Regions from separate parts of the Homo sapiens genome. Here regions 1, 2, 3 and 4 are each linked to region 5. A link is a contact called in ENCODE Hi-C or POLR2A ChIA-PET data. All regions are on one chromosome and are shown on one strand. The core of a region is the stretch at or near the end of the contact, and the rest is flanking DNA. Distances in the headings are between cores, read along the strand shown.

The links. A loop is a pair of places that touch in the nucleus more often than their neighbours do. ChIA-PET counts read pairs that join two places held with the same protein, here RNA polymerase II (POLR2A). Pooled maps may share reads with other maps.
Region 1: a pooled map shows a loop between it and region 5 (5-fold over the local background). The contact joins two enhancer-like sites. A Hi-C loop is called at or near these places in 1 of 37 single-sample maps with no recorded cell type and 2 of 50 pooled maps. POLR2A ChIA-PET finds 5 or more read pairs at or near these places in 2 of 52 experiments (B cell and MCF 10A).
Region 2: a loop to region 5 is called in a map of HAP-1, with 2.3 times the contacts of the local background. The contact joins the promoter of CIST1 here to the enhancer-like site in region 5. A Hi-C loop is called at or near these places in 2 of 168 maps with a recorded cell type or tissue (CD14-positive monocyte and HAP-1) and 2 of 50 pooled maps. POLR2A ChIA-PET finds 5 or more read pairs at or near these places in 2 of 52 experiments (HEK293T and K562).
Region 3: a loop to region 5 is called in a pooled map, with 10 times the contacts of the local background. The contact joins the promoter of MPV17L2 here to the enhancer-like site in region 5. A Hi-C loop is called at or near these places in 9 of 50 pooled maps. POLR2A ChIA-PET finds 5 or more read pairs at or near these places in 8 of 52 experiments (A549, B cell, CD4-positive, alpha-beta T cell and 5 more).
Region 4: a loop to region 5 is called in a pooled map, with 5 times the contacts of the local background. The contact joins the promoter of RPL18A here to the enhancer-like site in region 5. A Hi-C loop is called at or near these places in 5 of 50 pooled maps. POLR2A ChIA-PET finds 5 or more read pairs at or near these places in 10 of 52 experiments (B cell, Caco-2, IMR-90 and 7 more).

What each region holds. Positions count from the first base shown.
Region 1 is chr19:17,774,161-17,777,950 of GRCh38, reverse strand. FCHO1 (FCH and mu domain containing endocytic adaptor 1) reads right to left here. Exons shown (of 29, transcript NM_015122.3): 12 at 3,668-3,712; 13 at 3,473-3,557; 14 at 2,871-2,895; 15 at 2,438-2,495; 16 at 1,790-1,968; 17 at 1,680-1,704; 18 at 1,265-1,316. Among named protein-coding and RNA genes, the nearest start is that of B3GNT3, 19 kb to the left of the region's middle. RefSeq lists an enhancer at 1,185-1,524. Within about 2 kb of position 1,275, at least 3 of the 41 ENCODE cell types and tissues checked have a DNase peak (open chromatin) inside an H3K27ac peak, as active enhancers do; they include B cell, where a contact is called at or near this core.
Region 2 is chr19:18,252,884-18,257,085 of GRCh38, reverse strand. It overlaps CIST1 (colon, intestine and stomach enriched 1), which reads left to right and starts at 1,724. Exons shown (of 4, transcript NM_001396036.2): 1 at 1,724-1,866. The coding sequence starts at 1,779. It also overlaps a transcript of PDE4C not described here.
Region 3 is chr19:18,191,111-18,195,091 of GRCh38, reverse strand. MPV17L2 (MPV17 mitochondrial inner membrane protein like 2) reads right to left here and starts at 1,874. Exons shown (of 5, transcript NM_032683.3): 1 at 1,624-1,874; 2 at 1,058-1,228; 3 at 239-315; 4 at 6-134. The coding sequence starts at 1,810. RefSeq lists an enhancer at 1,730-1,779 and a silencer at 2,170-2,349.
Region 4 is chr19:17,858,542-17,862,730 of GRCh38, reverse strand. RPL18A (ribosomal protein L18a) reads right to left here and starts at 2,821. Exons shown (of 5, transcript NM_000980.4): 1 at 2,757-2,821; 2 at 1,259-1,438; 3 at 508-637. The coding sequence starts at 2,774. SNORA68 (small nucleolar RNA, H/ACA box 68) reads right to left here and starts at 143; the gene lies at 11-143. RefSeq lists enhancers at 1-329, 330-1,066, 2,826-3,205, 2,538-3,273.
Region 5 is chr19:18,018,536-18,022,902 of GRCh38, reverse strand. No RefSeq gene overlaps it. Among named protein-coding and RNA genes, the nearest start is that of ARRDC2, 13 kb to the right of the region's middle. RefSeq lists enhancers at 166-715, 1,190-1,239. Within about 2 kb of position 1,387, at least 36 of the 41 ENCODE cell types and tissues checked have a DNase peak (open chromatin) inside an H3K27ac peak, as active enhancers do; they include B cell, CD14-positive monocyte, CD4-positive, alpha-beta T cell and 3 more, where a contact is called at or near this core.

The DNA.
Region 1 (3,790 bases), core at 26-2,525, 240 kb after region 5:
TCTCCTGCCTCAGCCTCCAGAGTAGCTGGGATTACAGGCACCTGCCACCATGCCCGGCTAATTTTTGTATTTTTAGCAGAGACGGGGTTTTACCATGCTGGCCAGCCTGATCCCAAACTCCTGACCTCAAGTGATCTGGCTGCTTTGGCCAGTGCTGGGATTGCAGGTGTGAGCCACTGTGTGCAGCCTGTTCCCAGTCTGGAGTTCCATTTCCCCAGCTCTCTTCACAGTCACCTCCTAGCTCCTCTTTGGGGCTTAGCTCCAAGTCACCCCCTCAGGGAGGTTCCCAACCCCACCTCAAGGGAAGTCACCTCCTCCTGTCTTCGCGTCATCTGCTTTAGTTTCTTCGTAGCACTTAGAAGTATCGAATATGCTCTAACTTATTTGCTTTTTTTTTTTTTTTTTTTTTTTTTTTGAGACGGAGTTTCCTCTTGCTGCCCAGGCTGGAATGCAATGGCACAACAGTGGCTTACTGCAAGCTCCGCCTCCCAGGTTCAAGCGATTCTCCTGCCTCACCCTCTCGAATAGCTGGGATTACAGGCATGTGCCACCATGCCTGGCTAATGCTGTATTTTTAGTAGAGATGGGGTTTCTTTATGTTGGTCAGGCTGGTCTCGAACTCTCGACCTCAGGTGATCCGCCTGCCTTGGCCTCCCAAAGTGCTGGAATTACAGGCGTGAGCCGCCACGCCTGGCCCTATTTGCTATTCTTAAAATCTGGAGTCACTAGAATGTGACTCTGAGAAGGGAGACCTGTCTCAGAACCCAGACCCTAGAACAGCACAGGTACACAGCAGGCACTCAATAAATGTTCATCAAATGAATGACTAAATGGTCCCTCAAAAGCCAGCATGGGCCAGGCACAAGGGCTCATGCCTGTAATCCCAGCACTTTGGCAAGCCGAGGTGGGCAGATCACTTGAGGTCAGGAGTTCGAGACCAGCCGGGCCAACATGGTGAAACCCTGTCTCTACTAAAAATACAAAAGTTAGCTGGGCGTGGTGGTGGGTGCCTGTAATCTCAGCTACTTAGGAGGCTGAGGCATGAAAATCGCTTGAACTCAGGAGGTGGAGGTTGCAGTGAGCTGAAATCGCACTCCAGCCTGGGTGACAGAGTGAGACTCTGTCTCAAAACAAAAACAAAAACAAAAAAACCCCAGCATGACGTCAACTCCCAGCCGGGACAAGAGAACACCAGGCGGAGACATGGGGAGGTGGAGGGAGGAGGTGGGGACAGCCCCCACCTGCCCACTCGTGTGGAACCCACCTGCTGGTTCTGGGGGCAGACCGAGGTCTCTGGGGTTTCCCAGCAGCGTCCCCTACAAGAGATGCACCTCCTTCAGCCTTCTTGTCACCCTGCCTGCAATGCTCCCCACTCCACAGACCAAGGGACCGAGGCTCGGGGGTGTCCAGCCAGTTGCCCAAGGTGATCAGCAAATCAGGCAGACATGGATTCAAGCCTAAGCGAGCCTGTCTCCAGATGCTAGCTTCTCCTGGCCCCAGCTACCCCTTTCAGCTCTCACTTAATTTCATAATGACCTCATTTTACAGAAAAGGAGACTGAAGGTCAGTGTGGTTAAGCAGCCTGCCCAAAGTTACAAAACGGAGTTATGATTCAAGCCCAAACCCATAGCCTCCCTTCCTTAGGATCCTCCCCACTCTGAAGACCAAAGGCTACTCACGTGAAGAATGGCGTTTCATGGTGCCCTGTGGACAAAGTGGGCAACATCACACACGAATGCATCCAGCCAGCCTCTCTAGCAACACCCAGGGCACCCCTCCCACGCCTCACCCCTGGGCCAGGAGGAAGGATGAGGCTGCCCGCGGTGGCCCTGAGCTGTGCCGCTGCTGCCTCGGGGCTGCAGGCTGGAGCCCGGGCCGGGGCAGGCTTGATGTGCACATAGAACTTGCGGGGCTCTTCATCGTCGAAGTCGGAGTCGCTGGACGAGAAACGGGAGGGCTCGGCCGTGCGTGGGCTGCAGTCAAGGTCCAAGCCAATCCCAACACAAGCTTTCCCCCAGTCAGCTCTCCAATCCAGCCTCGTCCCTCCCTGCTCAAACCCTTCGAGGTCCTGCCCAATCCCATCGCTCACCACGCGCCACCTTCAGTCCTGACACCATGTCCCACCAGCACTCCCACCCCCCCCGAGAAGCCTTTGCACAAGCATGCCCAGAACTAACTGGCAAACTCCTATTCGGCTGCAAAACCCCAACACTGGTGCCCCCTCCTCCAGGAAGCCCTGCTAGATCTCCTTTTCTCTCTCCCTCTTGCCCAGTGCTGACCCCATAGAGTGGGTGTTTACATTTAGGTTGGCTTCATCCACAAAGGAGACTCTCTCCAGGATGTACACAGAGAGGACTGCTGAAGGTGGACTGGTTATTACGGAGAATTTTGTCCTTGCTGTGCCAACAACTGCCCCCAGGGGGTGCCAGAAGGATATTGTTCTGGGTCACATCAGGCCGGACAGTGAAACCTTCTTCATCCACCTCTGGACATGTCTAGGGGAGTCAGGGGGCAGCAGTGAGTCAGGCGCCCCACTATCGAACCTTCCATCTCACCCTGCCAACCGCCCCCCGCCCTGCCCCCAGGCCTTGACTCAGACCTCAAAACCAACCCTGATGGCAACGACTGTCTTCCCTGGGTGTGTGGGCAGGTTCCTGGGACAAACTGAGCTTCGGCAGGGACATTATTCACACCCACGTAGTCCATGGGACTTTGCAGCTGAGGTGGGATATGAACCCAGCCCCCAGGCTCCAGCCCGCCCCTCAATCTCGGCTCTTTAGTTTCCAGTAGGGATCGGGACTCTAGGAGCCAAGAGTGGGATCAAACTCCTTCCACTTGTAGCCCAGCCTGACCCCTCCCACATCACTCACCCCTGAATCGGGCTCCAGGAAATCTCTGGGGATGGAGGAAGAGATGTTGGTGTCAGCTTCCGCAGCCCATCTGGTGCCCCCTGTCAGCCCCCAACACTGGACATGGAAGCTGGGGCAGCTCCCAGACTGTGATACTGCCCTGAGCTAGCCCTAGAGGCGGTGGGACCATGGGGCTTGCTTGGGGAGGGGGTTGAATCTGAAGTTAGCTGAGTAGAGAGTGTTCTCAAACAGCCTGGGAGGGAAGGAATCCTGGAACTCATTTGAAGGGCTGCCTTGTGAAGATAGGGAAAGTCGGGGCTAGCCTTGGCAAACAGAACAATCCTGGGCCAGCTTGGGCAGGGAAGATGCTACGTTACTCTGGGACAGGCAATTCCTGGCCTAACCTAGCAAAAGGAAGAATTCTGGACTAGCTTGGGCAGCGGTAATATTGAGCTAGCCGGGGGCAGAGGTACTCCTGGTCTAGCTCAGGTAGAGGGAATCCTGGTCCAGCCTGGAATATGGATACTCCTGGGCTATCCTAGGAGGGGACTTCTGGGATAGCCTGGGCAGGGGAGGGGATCTCGGTCTAGCCTGGGCCAGACCGGGCAGGGGTGCTTCCTCACACAGCTGCAGGTGGCTCTGGCTCCCGCTCCCGCCGGCTTAGTCCTGGAAGGCGAAAGGCCTTGGCTCCCCGCAAACGTTTCATCGCTGAGGATAGATTGGGGGGCACCTGAGCACTGTGAGCCTCCTTTCACATTCAGATCAGCCTCCCTCACCCCCATGGTCCAGCCTGGGCATCCAGGCCCAGACGTACTTGCCTTCCTGCAGGGCAGCCGCACTGTATGCCTCGAAGTCCAGAGGTCCTGAGACAGGAGACGGAAACTCAATTGAGGGGCTGGGCACGGTGGCCCATGCCTGTAATCCCAGCACTTTGGGAGGCT
Region 2 (4,202 bases), core at 475-2,974, 230 kb before region 5:
TGTGTTCTGGGTTAATGGAAGTGGCTTGGGTATAGTGGGGGAATCTGGAACATCCCAGAGGGAAGAGAACTCTGAAGTTACCAACCATGCAGTATGCATCTGGGGTCTGTGGCCAGCATGGGGACCTCAAATCTTTCCTGGAGGTCAGGCACTGCCAATGTGGTCTCAGCTGTGCCTCTGCCATATCCACGTACAGGTAGTGGGGTGGTGTCCAGCCCGTCCCAGATGGAAACTGTCCCCAGTGCACTCTAGAAATGTGCCTGGGACCTGGCCCAGAGCACTCACCTCAAGTCCCTCACCCCTAAAAAATCCTACAGGATGGCTGGGTGTGGTGGCTCATGCCTGTAATCCCAGCACTTTGGGAAACCAAGACGAGTGGGTCACCTGAGGTCAGGAGTTAGAGCTATCAGCCTGGCCAACATGGTAAAACCCCATCTATACTAAAAAAAAATACAACAACAAAAAAAGGCCAGGCACGGTGGCTCACGCCTGTAATCCCAGCACTTTGGGAGGCCGAGGTGGGCAGATCACCTGAGGTCAGAAGTTCGAGATCAGCCTGACCAACATGGAGAAACCCCGTCTCTACTAAAAATACAAAATTAGCCGGCCATGGTGGCACATGCCTGTAATCCCAGCTACTCAGGAAGCTGAGGCAGGAGAATCGCTTGGACCCGGGAGGCGGAGGTTGTGGTGAGCCAAGATTGTGCCATTGCATTCCAGCCTGGGCAACAAGAGCTAAACTCAGTCTCAAAAAAAAAAAAAAAAAATTAGCCGGGCATGGTGGTACACGCCTGTAATCGCAGCTACTTGGGAGGCTGAGGCGGGAGGTTGCTTGAATCCCAGAGTTTGAGAATGCAGTGAGCTGTGATTGTGCCACTGTGCTTCAGCCTGGGCGACAGAGTGAGACCCCGTCTCTTAAAAAAAAAAAAAAAAAGGGCTGGGCACGGTGGCTCATGCCTGTAATCCTAGCAGTTTGGGAGGCCGAGGCGGGTGGATCACTTGAGGTCAGGAGTTCGAGACCAGCCTGGCCAACATGGTGAAACCCTGTCTCTGCTAAAAAATACAAAAATTAGCCAGGCCTGGTAGCGGGCGCCAGCTACTCGGGAGGCTGAGGCAGGAGAATTACTTGAACCCGGGAGGCAGAGGTTGCAGTGAGCCAAGATTGCATCACTGCGCTCCAGTCTGGGTGACAGAGCAAGACTCCGTCTCAAAAAAAAAAAAGAATAAAAGAAAGAAAAAGAAATCCATAATAGAAATGCTAGAAGGTTAGAAGGTTTCAGTCATGTCCCCAAAAGGCCCCAGTCTGGGTGAGACAGAGGACAGAGGAGGACGAGGACAGAGAACAAGGACATCCCCAGCCCTGTGGGTTCAGGGATCGGAGGGAGGTGGGAGAAATTGGTGCTCCCAGAGGGGACAACCTGGCTGGACGAGGGGCAGAGGGAGTGACAGCAGGGGTTTGGGCAGCTGTGGAACCAGGAGCAGGGGGAAAGAGGACGGCAGGGGCAGGGTGTCTTTAGTGGATGACTGGCTTTGAGAGCTTCTGGGTCGTCGTGTTTAGAAGGGGTGGAGTCCAGGTGAAGAGGGCGAGAACCGCACCCGGGGGAACAGGAGCGCCCCAGGGAGGTCCCACACCCTGCAGCCCCACCTGCGCCTTGCCCCTGCACAGCCCCGCGCTCCGCCAGCAGGGAGCGCACACGCAGGTGCAAGGAGCTGGCACCTGGGCACACACCTGGCCACACACCTGTGCAGAGCCGGTGGCAGGCCCTCCCGGCGCAGGAATGGCGTGCCCCCAGCTGCCGCCACTTCTGCTTTTGGTGCTGGTGGTGCTGCTGAAAGCTGGTGTGAATTACAATACTCCCTTTACAGGTAAGAGCTGGTAAAGAGGCTCAGCTTCCAGAAAGCGGAAGGGTGGGGGTGGGGGACGCACAGCCCAGTCACACACCTGGCTTCTGGACCCCTCCCTCAGGCCACGCTGGTCCGCCAACCCTCCGAGGAAGGCTGGGTTTTCCCCCAGAAACAAACGGAGCAGCTGTGAGGACAGATGAGGCACCGCTGCTCCCAAGCCCTGGGGCTGTGGGTCCTGCAACTCCAGTGAGCCCTGAACCTGCTGGAGGCCACAGATGGCCTCACACCTACTTTTGGGCTCCTTTTCAAATCTGTTGCTTTTAGCCAATCCCCAAAGGGAGAATGGTGAAGACCTCAGGGCCATGGGGGTTCCAGGGAACAGGGACTCACTTCCTGGTCATCAAACATCTGTGGTTCCCATGAGAAGTTCTTCTGGGTGTCTGACTTAATTCCCTCTTGCTCTCCTATAAGACAGTGCCTAGGGTGGAGGGGAGGAGCCTTGAGCTTCTCGCATTCCCTTTTTCTGCCCTTTACCTGCCACTATGTTGTCACTCTCTCTGACCGGTGTCCTACCCCACAGACCTGTAATAGCAGAGCAGAGGCCACCATGGCTGCTGAAATGCTCATTGCAGGGAAGGGTTTCATTCAGAAGGCACCACTTTTATCCCCATTTCATAGCTCAGGAAACTGAGGCTCAGTCCAGCTTGTCCCAGACCCAGATTAGAACTGGTTGACTTGGCTCATGTGAGCCTCCCAGTCTAGGAGTCTCTGGGGAGAGCAAACACCCAGCACAGTGCCTAGAAACATCTTTATTTTTACCTTCTGGTCAACCCTTCAGCAGCTCACCAGTGCCTACTCAGTGCCAGGCACTCAACAGGGCTTGTGTCCTCCAACTCTTCCTTTTTCAAGTCCACAGCTTTTCCTCAGTTCACTAAGCACTCAGCTCCCCAGAATTCTGACTTGGCTTGGGGTCCACTCTGGCCTCTGAATCATCTTCATTTCAGCAGAAACAGAGGACAAGGGTCCTTGAGGGGCGTTCTTCCCAGCTCCCCAGTCACCTCAGGCCAGACCCTCTGCTACTCTGAGCCTCAGTTTCTCATCTGTCAAATGGGGATGAAGCCCAGCCTGAGTTCCATGCCTCTTCTAGACTCAGCCGTCATCCCCACAGGGCCTGGGGGGCTACATAGAGATCTGGGGAGGGTGGCATGTGGACCCAGCCCCCTCTCAGGGCCAGTGTTGTGTGTTATTTCCGCATTTCTGCTGCCTAGGGTGAGTCAAGGAGGAAGCACAAAGTTTGGCCCAGAGCAGAGTGCATGGGTGGAGCAGAGAGTTGATGAATGAACTTGTAAGTGCCTAAGAGGCCCAGTCACCTGGAACTGGGTGGGAAGTCGTTGTGGGAGGTGGCTCATGAACTGCTTACCTGCCCTCAGCCTGGTCCCTGGACTCCATGCCTGGGATGGGATGTGAGCCAGGAAGTAGCTGGACCAACACGTAGAAGGGTGGGTTCCGGAGACATGTTCCCAGCGCCTGTGTCTTTGTGTCTTCCATTAAAGTTGAGGTTAGCCTAGGGCTACCTGGAGAAAATTAGGGCTGATCCTCTCTGAGCTCATAGGTGGATCTTTATAGTTGAGTGTCACTGTGCACCCACTGTGTTTCTATTCTATTGTGTGTGTGTGTTTTTTTTTTTTTTGAGACGGAGTCTCACTCTGTTGCCTAGGCTGGAGTTCAGTGGCATGATCATGGCTTACTGCAGCCTTGAACTCCTGGACTCAAGCGATCCTCCCACCTCAGCCTCCTGAGTAGCTGGGACTAGGCATGCACCACCATGCCTGGCTAATTTTTGTTTTATTTTTTTGTAGAGACAAGGTCTCATTATGTCTCCCAGGCAGGAGTGCAGTGGCGCAATCATGGCGCACTACAGCCTTGAATTCCTGGGGTCAGGCAATCCTCCCGCCTCAGCCTCCCCAGTAGCTGGGAGCACCCAGCTTGTGTACACCCACTATGAACCTGACTGATGAACTGTCAGAGGCACCAACTCCACATGAACTCCATTTTACAGAAAAGAAAACTGAGTCCCAGAAAATTTAAAGGAGCTGCCCAGCACTGCCTGGGATGCAGTCACTTCCCATATCCAAAGGGCTTCTAGAGCTCTCAGCCAAGAGGACTGGGAACGCTGATCTGCACTTGAACCCAGGCTGTGGGACTTCAGACCAGGAGCATGAATTTGAGTGGGAGCTTCAGTTTCCCACTGAGAGCTCACATGGTGTCCTAAATCTTTCAGGTCTCCCTATGACCTGGACAAAAAAATAAATTAATTAAAAATAAAAATGAAAAGGCTGGGCATGATGGCTTATGCC
Region 3 (3,981 bases), core at 625-3,124, 170 kb before region 5:
CTCACCCGGTACTTCAAGTAGGACAGGTACGTGTCCCAGCCCAGCGTCAGGCCGTTGATGTAGGTGACTCGAAATTGGGGGGGCACGAAGAGGAAGTTCACGAACTGCGCAGCAGGCCACACGCACCAGTCTGCCTGCGGGGAGAGGCGGGGGATGAGGGGCGGGGCCAGAGCTGGGCGGGGGCGGAGCGGCCATCAGGGGGCGGGGCCGGACATGTGCAAGGGGCGGGTGCTCCCACCTTGTAGAATTCCCAGAACTTCTCCCGCAGCTCCTGGCAGCTCTCACCCACTGTCTGACCCTCCAGGCAGCCAAGGCCTGGGAAGCAAACCAAGAAATGAGAGTGTTAGAGGCCAGGAAGTACTGTTGAGACGACAAGATGGGCTGACGATGGAGGGGGCGGGGTTGGGCCCCTGAGAGCCCACGCCGCCCACCCCGGGCAGAGGGACAGGGACTTTCAGATGGGATGGACAGAGAATTAGGGTAGCTGGTGTAGAGACAAAACAGAGCAAGTCAGTCCCAGTGAGAGAAAGAGAGGTTATAAACATATAAACACGTGCCCCAATGGAGACACCCTGAAGTTGAGGGAGTTGTGTTACTTTTCCATCACAGACCAGGAAGCCGGGCTGGGAGGTGGAGAATGAGAGACTCCTCTATTAATACCGCTGTCTTTACCGAGCCTAGGGCTGGCACGGTTGCACCCCATTAAGTCTAGCCTCAATTTCTCTTCCTTCAGGCCTCAGAGCCTTTGCATTAGCTGTTCCCTCTGCCCGCTGGTTCCCTCTTCATGTCTCAACTGAGTGTGGTCCCCTTCTTTGGGAAATGCTCTCAACCTCCCGCCCAGGGCAGCCCCAACAGATACAGTCCTCGTCCCTCCTACACTCGCCAGCGTTCACATCGGCCGAGTCCGTCCTGTCCCCGCTGTGACCTGGCTCCTAGTCCAGGGCGACCCAAACAGGGGGCAAATTGGAAATGCACCTCTGCATCCTTCTTAACACAAAGCTGGCTCCACCCCTCCCGACCTATGAGAGGCAAAGCCTAGGCTTAGGAGGCTCCTTACCCAAGAAGTACCAGACGCCCAGCAATGGAGAGGCTACCAGCTGATCCACGAGGACCTTCTTGAGGACATTTGGGAAGCCTCGGAGGCCAGACGCAGGGAATAGGCGGTCCAGCGACAAGTACCAGTAGTGCAGGAAGGGACCCATGCTGCAGCCCACCGCAAACATGCTCGCTATAAGAGTGTAAGTCAGGGGGCTGGGTCGGGCCGGCAAGTTCCTCAGTCCATTCCCTCTCTCCCTCCCTGGCTAAGGCCTGGGTAAGCCCAATGCCATCCCGGAGCCTCAGCCTCACCGGGAAAACCGGAAGAGCCCACCCGTGCATTCTTCCACTACAAGCCCCACCAGGAGGCGCGGCTCCAGAGGCTCCTGGGTAGTGGGCAGAGACCTCCGGGGGTTGGGAGGTGATGGAGACCCAGAGCTGCGGGGAGACAGACACCCGGGGAGAGGCGCGGTCAGGGCAAGGGTCCTGCGGGGGACTGAGGCCACGGGTCAGGGGTCACGGCCCGCAGTCGGGTGTCGGGATCAAAGGTCGCCCGGGGTGAAGGACTAAGCAGCGTGGCGTCCTCACCGGAGCGCCGTGGGTCGAAAACCTGGCCGGGCCGGGCGCGGATCTCCCAGGACTGGCGCACGCCATCACCGGCCGCCATGAGCGCGCCGCAGCCCAGCGTGTTAGTGACGAGCAGCGCGCGGCCCTGGAATAGAAGCTGCCCCGCGGATAACAGGCGGCGTAGCCGGCGCCAGCCACCCCGCGCCATCGCCCTCAGGAACCAAGGAACCGGCGCGCCGCTCTGCTTTCGCCGCGCCGACCAGTCGCGAGTCACTGTCGATCCCAAATTGCCCGCCCCTCCGGCTCCCCGGCCAATCGCATAAGGATCTTCAGTCCGCAGGTCCGCCCCGAGCCGCGACGCGTTCACCAATCGCAGGCAGCCTCGGGGAGCCACATTGCCCGGCCCGAAGAGTATTGACCAATAAAAGGCAGGCGTTCTATCCCAAGGTCGAGCCCCCAACGACCTCCCGAGCTTCACGGACCAATCGGAAAAAAGAATTGCGTTACGTCCCGCATGCCGATTGGTAACGTTGCACTCTTGTTTCCCCGCCCCTTTCTGTGCCAGCCTATGGGAAACCGTCGCAGCCCCGTCCTACCGACACGCCCAGGACGGCACTGGCCAGTCGCAGACCGGCGTCACGCTGGCAAATCAGTGACCGTCGTCCCGCCTCCCGCGTTAGGGTTGGTCAATCTTAGGCAGTTACAACGCCTTCTGGCCTGGTTGCCCTACGTATTTCCAGATTCTCCTGGACTTAACCAGAAGGGATGTGATCTGTGGCCAGAAACAATTATATCCTAATTATACCGTTCCCGTAGGGAACAATTATTTTTTTTCTTTTTTTGAAATGGAGTCTCGCTCTGTCACCCAGGCTGGAGTGCGGTGGCGCGATCTCGGCTCACCGCAACCTCTCCCTCCCGGGTTCAAGCGATTCTCGTGTCGCAGCCTCCCAAACAGCTGGGATTACAGGCACGGGCCACCACGCCCAACTAATTTTGTATTTTTGGTCTAGACAGGGGTTTTGCCATGTTAGCCAGGCTGGTCTCGAACTCCTGACCTCAAGAGATCCACCCGCCTTGGCCTCCCAAGGTGCTGGGATGATGATAGGCGTGAACCACCGTAACTGGCTTAAAAAATGATTTTCAATGGAAATCCCTATGCATTCTCTACTAGAGTCGCAAACTACTGCCTGTGGGCTGTTAACTGTTGAAGGTGTGCAGGTTCTTGGCATCTTGAACAAAGAATTGGACAAAGTGCACAAACAAAGCAAGGAAAGAATGAAGCTTAACAAAAGCAGAGATTTATTGAAAACGAAAGTACACTCCGCAGGGTGGGAGCCAGTGGAGCATACGGACTCAAGAGACCTGTTTAAGAATTTTCTGGGGTTTAAATGCCCTCTAGAGGTTTTCACTGGTTACTTAATGTACGTCCTATGTAAATGAAGAGGATGAAGTAAAGTTACAAAGTCATTTACTGGATGTATGCCCTCTTTAAATGGAGAAGATATTTCCTGTCATAGCTGAATTGTTTCCATTTGATTTGGCCTTATGTTCCCTGCCTCCAGACCTATTCTCCTGCCTCAGGGCCAAATCCTGTCCCTGCCTGTTTTGTGCTGCTCATGATGAGCTAAAGGTGTTTCTTACATTTTTTAAATGGTCAGTCAAGAAGGTGGGGATTGGCCAGGCGCAGTGGCTCACGCCTGTAATCCCAAACAGTTTGGGAGGCGGAGGCAGCTGGATCACCTGAGGTCAGGAATTCAAAACCAGCCTGGCCAACATGGTAAAACCCCATCTCTATTAAAAATACAGAAATTAGCCAGGGGCGTGGTGGTGGGCGCCTGTAATCCCAGCCACTCGGGAGGCTGAGGCAGGGTAATCTCTTGAACCCGAGAGGTGGAGGTTGCAGTGAACCGAGATAGCTCCAGTCTGGGCCACAGAGCGAGACTGTCTCAAAAAAAAAAAAAAAAAAAAAAAAAAAAGGCTGTGCCTAGGGCCGTGGTCACTCACGTTTGGCTCAGAATTAACCTCTTTAAATATTTTACGGAGTTTCTTTTTTTTTTTTGAGAGAGTCTCGCTCTGTGGCCCAGGCTAGAGTGCAGTGGCGCGATCTTGGCTCACTGCAAGCTCCACCTCCCGGGTTCACGCCATTTTCCCGCCTCAGCCTGGCGAGTAGCTGGGACTACAGGTTCCCGCCACCAAACCCGGCTAATTTTTTATATTTTTAGTAGAGACAGGGTTTCACCGTGTTAGCCAGGATGGTCTCGATCTCCTGACCTCATGATCCGCCCGCCTCGGCCTCCCAAAGTGCTGGGATTACAGGCGTGAGCCACCGCGCCCGGCCCATATTTTACAGAGTTTCACTCTTTTTGTCAACAAATGGCA
Region 4 (4,189 bases), core at 1,572-4,071, 160 kb after region 5:
TGGCCACTAGAGTTGTGGAACCTCCAAATTCACTTTGAGGGGCACGGCCACAGCCCCCCAAAGGCGACAAGATCCGCTTGCTGTTTGCACCTCTGTTTAAACCACCGCTATAAGAAACAGTGATTCTTGGGTTTAGGTGCAATCAGGGAGGTGTGGGGGTCTCACAGACCCTGGCAGGTGAGCCAGGGAAAAGGTGCCAGCTCCCAACACTAGGCAGGGGTTCAATTCGGTTCTCAGTGGGTCCCAGAAAACAGTGGTGATGTGGATCCCAGTCTAAACAAGGTGCAGACCCAAAAAGGGAGTTTCCAGATGTGATGTGATTTACAACCGAGCCTGGCAGGGCTCTCAGAAAAGCGCCATCTGGGGCCTGGGGCATCCTTTTGTCTTCCTGTGCCCCGCCACCAGTCCTGAGACTCTCCTGCACTGGGAACCTCTGGCACTTGCCCTGCCTCAGTGTGAGGGAGTCAAGGAGGGTCTAAAAAGCTGGAGGCGGGACAGGCAGCTTACAGCACTGGGTGACAGCGCCTGCGGTGGTCAGGTCCCGGTATTCCCGGTACATGTTGTGGGTGCCGCTCCGGGAGTCATAGCGCAGCCAGATCCCGAAGTTCTTCACCCGCAGGGGGGACTTCTCAAACACCTGCCAAGGAGAGGCCACAGGGAGATGTGAGAGCAGCAAGCCGATGTGCCCTAGCCCCATCCTCACTGAACCCTCTGCCTCTAAAGCACACCCCAGGCTCCAGGCCTACTCTATGGCCAGACTCTTGTGCCTCAGTTTCCCAGCCCCACCTACCTTCAGGCATCCTCAGGGAGCGTGAGGTAAGGGAACTTCCCATGGCAACAGCCTGAAGTCCAGGCTTCTGCCACGGACACCAACCCAGCCCCAGATGCAGTTCCTGAACTCAAGTCTCCTGGAACCTGTCTGGGCCAACCTAGCTACCACCCACTGACCAGATAGCCATCACCTCTCCTCACTTAACAGACAGGGCCCAGGGAAGACAGCACCAACCAAGGTGTCCCACCATGCCACCCACCCGCTCCCTGGGTCCCTGGCTTTCTAATCAGGGAAATGGCACATAAGCTCTGCTCCAGTCCCGTGACCCAGGCAGAAACACAACCCGGGGCTCTGATGTCTGATGTGATGGGATTACAGGCGTTGAGCTACCGCACCCGTTCGATGTCTGATTAATTCTTGAGATGCACGATGTCCCAAGAGGCGCAAATCCACTCCAGACCCCACGTAGCCCCGGCCTCTCCATACCTGCCCACAGTAGACAATCTCCCCTGAAGACTTCTTCATCTTCTTTAACTGAGATACAAAGTACCAGAAGCGGGACTTGGCGACGACATGATTAGGCGCAAAGATTCGCATGCGGTAGAGGGGCGGCGTGTGGCATTTGGGGGTGGGCAGGCAGCGACCCACTACCTTGTACTCTCGTAGCTGAAAGGAAACAGGAGTGAGGGTAAGGCCAGCACCCAGAGGCAACTGTGGAGATCCACCTCACTCCCTTTCCTACATCTAGTGACCACAGATTCGGGAAGCAGGAGGCAGGGCCACCCTAGGGCCTCCATGTGGATTCTTGGTGACTGTAGGTCACACTCCCGACCACAACTTTATACACAAAATGAACTGAGGAGAGGGAGGTCTCCAGGGAGGATTAATTGAGTTGCCTGCCTCTCCTTTGCCTGGGCTAAGGGTTTCAGACCAGGAAAGCTGTGGCTTAGACCCACAGCCTCCTTTCTTCATGCTGCAGTCCTGAATTGCTTTGCAGTCGCCGTCAAACAGCCACTCTGCACCTCAAAACATCCAGCCAACATCTTCTTTCACCCTGAGGCCCAGTGACCAGCATGGGATCTCACAGCCCATTCCAGGCAGAACTAGGACAAGACCTCAGGTCTCTCCCCAGCCCTGGGATCCCTGCACTGTTGCCACGCGAGCTGCGGCTGCCTCCGTTTTCCCAACTGCAATCCAAACGTTTGGCCCAGGGAAGACTCCCGGTTTACAGATGCAGAGGTGAGAATCTTTGGTCAAGTCCAGGCTCTGTGATATGGCACAAAGAAACCACCTCTGAAACTGACTCGCCAGCTTTTCACTAGTTATCAATGAAAAATAGTCACAAATTATCGCAGTTCCTACTTTTACTGTGAACCTGACCCACCGGCCTCGGCACACGTTCAGGAAGGGAACAATGGGGCCCGCCCCTTTGACAGCAAGGAAACCGAAGCTGGAGATCTGGACATAATACACCCACTCCATGGGAGTCCAGGTTCTCCTATCTCTGCGCCATAGAGCCGTTTGATTCTATCCAGTATGTACCACAGCGTTAAGCCTCACGCTCCCCGTTTCGGCTCACTGTTAGCAATTTTCATCTGCTTCTCACAGCCATTCCGGCAGAAAGAAAACACACTATTGCTCTACCGCCACGTCCACGTTGCAGAAAGGAAAACAGAAACTTGGCGGCTCGACGAGGTGCCGGGGCTAGGGCCTCTATGCTGCGCGACTTATTCCTTCCCCCGGGAAGAAGACCCGGAGTCCTTGGGCCCCCGCGATCCCTGAGCTGGCCCAGGTCACGCATCGCTCTCTCCACGCGGCTCCCACGATGGCCGCCATGTTGGGTGCAACAAGAGAAGGCGGCGCGCGGCCAAGGGGGGCCCAAACAGAAGCGCGCGGCACCAACCCGGCCCACGCCACTTATGCAGGCCCCTGATGGGGCCCGTGCCCCATCCCTTGGCCCCCTGCCGCGCCGCGCCCGCCTTACCGTGCCCGAGGCCTTCATGGCGTGCTCTCCGCGTTCGCCGCCACCCGCAAAAGGAAGTGTCCTCTGTCGCGCAGCCGTTCACCAGGCCTTCACTACCGGAAGACCCGCCCTCTCAATGCCGCACGTCCATTGGCTTCTCTGCCCCGCACTCAAAGCGACCCGCGTCTTCATTGGCTATGGATCCACCTGCTACTCAAAGTTCCGCCTCTCTTCAGCGAGACTTCGTTTCCCAGAAGGCAACGAGGCAAGCTCCACCTGTTCCACCACGACCGCAACGGAGCGTCTGCGCGCGCGGCACGTCGGGAGTTGTAGGCACTCCGCCAGTCCCGGCTGCAACTAGGGGCGGCGGCGCGCGCCGCCTGCAGGATGCCTAAGCATTGAACCTAAGCTACCTCGGGTGGCTGCGGTGTTTACCGTGAGATCCCGATGCTTCACACTCGGGGCCTCATCCTCCGGGGAGGTGTGTTACGGAGGTCTCCACCAGATACCTGAGGGTATCTGTAAAATGGGAATACAAATAATATATTTTTCTCCTAGCGATGTTGCAGCACGAATATTGAATAAGCTCTGGAATGCTGTTTTTGTTAATTTGGGGTCCGATTTGTGTTTCGTAGTAGCTGGGATTCAAACTCTGTCTGTCTGCCTCCAGTTCATAAGAACCTGAGGGAGCAGGGGTTGGGGGAGAGCGCGCGGAGAGCCGGAGAATGGATCAAGATCCAGCCGCCCACTTTGAGGGGCTTGGACTTAGCAGTTTGCTTGGGCAGAAAGAAGCCCTCCTGGGGATGAGGACGGGGACCAGATATGAAAAAAGAAACACCCGCAAACAACTCCCTGATGACAAGGCTATGAAGTAAAATTAAGAGGAAAGAGGCAGGAGGCTGAGGCATGAGAATCGTTTGAACCCAGGAGCCAGAGGTTGCAGTGACCCGAGATTGCGCCACTGTACTCCAGCCTGGGCGACAGAGTGAGACTCTGTCTCAAAAAAAAAAAAAAAAAAAAAAGACCAGGCGCGGTGGCTCACGCCTGTCATCCCAGCACTTTGGGAGGCCGAGGCGGGTGGATCACTTGAGGTCAGGAGTTCGAGACCAGCCTGGCCAACATGGCGAAACCCCGTCTCTACTAAAAATACAAAAATTAGCCGGGCGTGGTGGCGGGCGCCTGTAATCCCAGCTACTCGGGAGGCTAAGGCAGAAGAATCGCTTGAACCTGGGAGATGGAGGTTGTAGTAAGCCGAGATCTGGCCATTGCACTCCAGCCTGGGAGACAGGGCGAGACTCCGACTCAGAAAAAAAAGAAAGAAAGAAAGAAAGAAAATAAAGGACAGCAAGCATGCAATTTTTTATTTTCATTTTCTTATTTTGCATTTCTGGTTCTCTTAATCTGGTTTTGTGGATTCAAGTCACTACTGGGTGTGATTTTCTTTTCTTTTCTTT
Region 5 (4,367 bases), core at 138-2,637:
GTGGGCGTGGTGGCGTGCGCCTGTAATCCCAGCTACTCAGGAGACTGAGACAGGAGAATCGCTTGAACCCGGGAGGCGGAGGTTGCAGTGAGCCAAGATTGCGCCACTGCACTCCAGCCTGGGCAACAAGAGCAAAACTCCGTCTCAATAAACAAATAAACACATTTGCAGATGCCTCTCTATGCTCCAGCCCCATGGGGCCACTGGGGTGGCTGAGGACACGCCTAGCTCCCACCTGCCTGCTGTGGTTGCACAGGCTGTTCCCTCTGCTTGAAATGCCTTTCCCTAGTTCCTCTTCATCCATCAAAGCCCCAGCTCCAATGTCCTCTCTTTCTGCAAGGCCTCTCAGGACCCTCCAGCCTTCAGCCTTCCCTCTGGTTCCACCCTGACTCCACAGGGATCTGAGGTTGTGTGAGTCCTGCTCTGATCTTCACCAGTGTCCTTGGGACTCTGATCCACTGCCATCATCATGCGTCCAAGATGGTTTTCCTTACTTCTAGGCCTTCTTCCAGGGAGTCTCCAAACTCGTAGCATGATTGGCTCAGGCAGGATCACGTGCCCAGCCCTGACCCAATCCCTGTGCCTGTGATAACAAAAGGCTCCAATTGGCCAAGTGTGGTCACATGACCACACAGGAAACCAGGAAGTGGATCTGGGTCTCAGAAAGTGGGGCAGGGAGCCGGGCACTGTGGCTCACGCCTGTAATCCCAGCACTTTGGCAGGCCGAGGTGGGCAGATCACCTGAGGTCAGGAGTTTGAGACCAGCCTGGCCAACATGGTGAAACCCCATCTCTACTAAAAATACAAAAATTACCTGGGCATAGGGACAGGCGCCGGTAATCCCAGCTACTTGGGAGGCTGAGGCAGGAGGCGGAGATTGCAGTCAGCTGAGATCATGCCACTGCATTCCAGCCTGACGGACAGAGTGAGACCCTGTCTCCAAAAAAAAAAAAAAAAAAAAGGGCAGGGCAGGTAGACATTCCTCCAGACCCCTGTGTTAAGGACTTAGGGATCCCCTTGCCTGTACCATCTTGGCTGGTGGGCCTTGGCGAAGTCACTTGTTCCCTGTGTCTCAGTTTCCCCACTTGTCAATCAGGCCCAGCAGGGTTGAAGTGTTGGAGCACAGGGGGATCCATCCCCTCTCTGATCATTCTTGGGCTGAGTCCTTTTTACCCCGCACCCACGCCCTCATCTTTTATTGTTGTTTTCTGTGGATCCTCCCAGATCGGGCCGCGCAGTCCACCCAGCCCAGCGTGGCAGGCACTGATGGCCACCGGCTGAGTCACCATTTCCTCCTGGCCCCTTGCCCGGGCCCAGTGCTTTCTGGGGACTTTCCTGAACATCAAAAACAAGGTGGGGGGTGGGGGGGTGACTCCCGGGTGAGGGAAGCTAGGGCAGACACGCGTGTGTTTGGATAGGTTTGTGCATACCCTGGCGTGGGTTCAAAGCCCATGTCTGGGCCCCACCTGTAGGATCCAGGCCATAACCGCATCCTCCTAGGAGTTGGGGTACTCCACATGTGAGCACCTGGTGAACACTCTGTGCCCGGCTGCTTGTGCCCGAGTTCACTGGCTGGTGTTTCTATGTTGCTGACAGGCTTATGTGTGTGCGTGTGTGTTTGCACGTGTGTGTGTACATCATGACTGCCCTGTGCCTGGAGCCCAGCGACAGAGAGGCCCAGCCCCTCGCTCAAAAGGTGCATCTGAACTCCAGCCGCCCCTGCCCCTCAATGCACCCAGCTCCTCGCTCAGAAAGGTGGATCTGGTGGAGATAACTCCCTGGGCCAAGGCAGGGGGGCTTGGGAAATCCTGCTGCATTAGGGTGCAGGGGTGGCGGAGGCAGGGTGAGGCAGAGGTGGGGTGGTCAGAACTGTGGATCCACATGGATGAGCCTGGGCGGGCTGAGCTTTGGGAGGAATAGATGTCAATTGTAAAAACCTTCACTAAGCCACCTACTGTGTGTTCAGGGTGCTGGGACACAGTGGGGACCTGGTGTAATAGACACCACATCAACAAACAAGTGAATATGTAACCCCAGGGACATGGGGAGGACCAGGAAATTAAATGCACTGGGGCAGCAGGAGGGGAATTTGGGGTGCCCGGGCCTAGGGACAGAGGGGACTTGCTGAGAAGGTGATGTGAGGTCTCAGATGTGCAGGCGGAGGAGGTCTTGGGGAGATCTAGGGAGACAGAGTGCCAGGTGGAAGGTATGGCTGGTGCAAAGGCCCTGAGGTGGGCACGAACTGGCAGAGGGGCTTTGGCTTCATTCAGGAAGGTCTAACCCCACAGCAGGATGGGGAGCCATCAGGAGGTTGTGCTGGTGGGGCCACCAGGACAAGCTGTCCTGTAACTGGAGCTCAGCAGGAATGCGTCCCCCTCCCACCCCCACCCCCACCCCATCTCTGGCGCTCTTTGCTTGGGACAGAATGTGCTGGGAGGAGAGGCTGGCGGTGGCCGCGCCTGGTGGCTGGAGCGGGGAGGCTGGAGGATTCCTGAACAGTGGCCCGGCTGGGCTGGGCTCCCTGCCAGCGTGGGTGGGAAAACAAGCAGCGGGCGCCCTGACTGCTTGTCACCCCTTGTCCCCCAGCTGGCCGGGCCAGGGCAGGAGGCAGAGATGGTGAGAGAGTCAGGGACCCAAAGAGACAGAGAGATGGTAGCCAAGAGAGATAGTGAGAGAATCAGAGGCAGAGGGAGACAGAGACAGGGAGAAAGAGACAGAAGTACAGAGGCAATAAGACTGAGAGACAGAGACAGAGACAGTAAGCAAGACAGATATTGAGAGAGAGACAGAGATGGGAAAGAAAAGATGGTGAGAGTCAGAATGAAACAGACAGAGACACTGAGAGATAGAGACCTAGCATTTGACTCTGCATGGGGGACACGTCTGACTCTAGGAGGTCTTGGGAGCAAGTGCAAGGGATGACACCTCCACCCCCATCAGAATCTTCATCTGAGCTGGGCATGGTGGCTCACGCCTGTAATCCCAGCACTTTGGGAGGCCAAGATGGGCAGATCACCTGAGGTCAGAAGTTCAAGACCAGCCTGGGCAACATGGTGAAACCCTGTCTCTACTAAAAATACAAAAATTAGCTGGGCGTGGTGATGGGTGCCTGTAATCCCAGCTAGTCAGGAGGCCAAGGCATGAGAATTGCTTGAACTCGGGTGGCAGAGTTTGCAGTGAGCCGAGATCGAGGCTTTCCACTCCAGCTTGGACAATGCTGTCTCAAAAAAAAAAAGAAAAGAAAAAAAAAAGAAAAAGGCCGGGCGTGGTGGCTCATGCCTGTAATCTCAGCACTTTGGGAGGCCGAGGTGGGCAGATCACGAGGTCAGGAGATCGAGACCATCCTGGCGAACACTGTGAAACCCCGTCTCTACTAAAAATACAAAAAAAAAATTAGCCAGGCGTAGTGGTGGGCGCCCGTAGTCCCAGCTACTTGGGAGGCTGAGGCAGGAGAATGGCATGAACCCGGGGGGCGGAGCTTGCAGTGAGCAGAGATCAACCCACTGCACTCCAGCCTGGGCAACAGAGTGAGACTCTGTCTCAAAAAAAAAAAAAAAAAGAGGAGTCTTCATCCACATCAAAGTAGGCAGAGCAGTGGTCCCCCAGTCACTTAGTCAACCACCCTCATGCCTGCTGCATGCTGGGGCGGGGGTCAGAGCCTGGATCTGGCCCTGCCCACAGAGGGTCAGACAAACAAATGAACATCTAAGTAGTAATTTCAGAGCGTGATGAGGGCTAGGAAGACTACAGAACAGAGAGATAGGAGAGGGAGTGATGGAGGGGGTGGCAACTTTGGCCAGGAGGTTGGAGTGGCTCTGAAAAAGTGAGGCCAGGGGGTAAAGAGAAACCACCAATGGGGGAAGAGCCTTTTCGCAGGGGGAATAGTATATGAGAAGTCCCCAAGGTAAAAATCAGCTTGGAGGGCCGGGCGCGGTGGCTCAAACCTGTAATCCCAGCACTTTGGGAGGCCGAGGCAGGTGGATCATTTGAGGTCAGGTGTTCAAGACCAGCCTGGCCAGTATGGTGAAACCCTGTCTTTATTAAAAATACAAAAATTAGCTGAGCATGGTGGTGGGCACCTGTAGTCGCAGCTACTTGGGAGGCTGAGGCAGAATCACTTGAACCTGGGAGGCGGAGATTGCAGTGAGCCGAGATCGAGCCACTGCACTCCAGCCTGGGCAACAGAGTGAGGCTCTGTCTAAAAGATAAAAATAATAAAAATAAAAATCAGCTTGGAGTGTTTGAGTAGCAGACGGGGAGGGAGGGGGAGCTGGAGGGAGAGGTGGGCAGGGGGTCTTACGGGCCTGGAGAGGGTTGGGGTTTTTGTTATTTCGTTATTTTTTATTTATTTATTTATTTTTGAGACA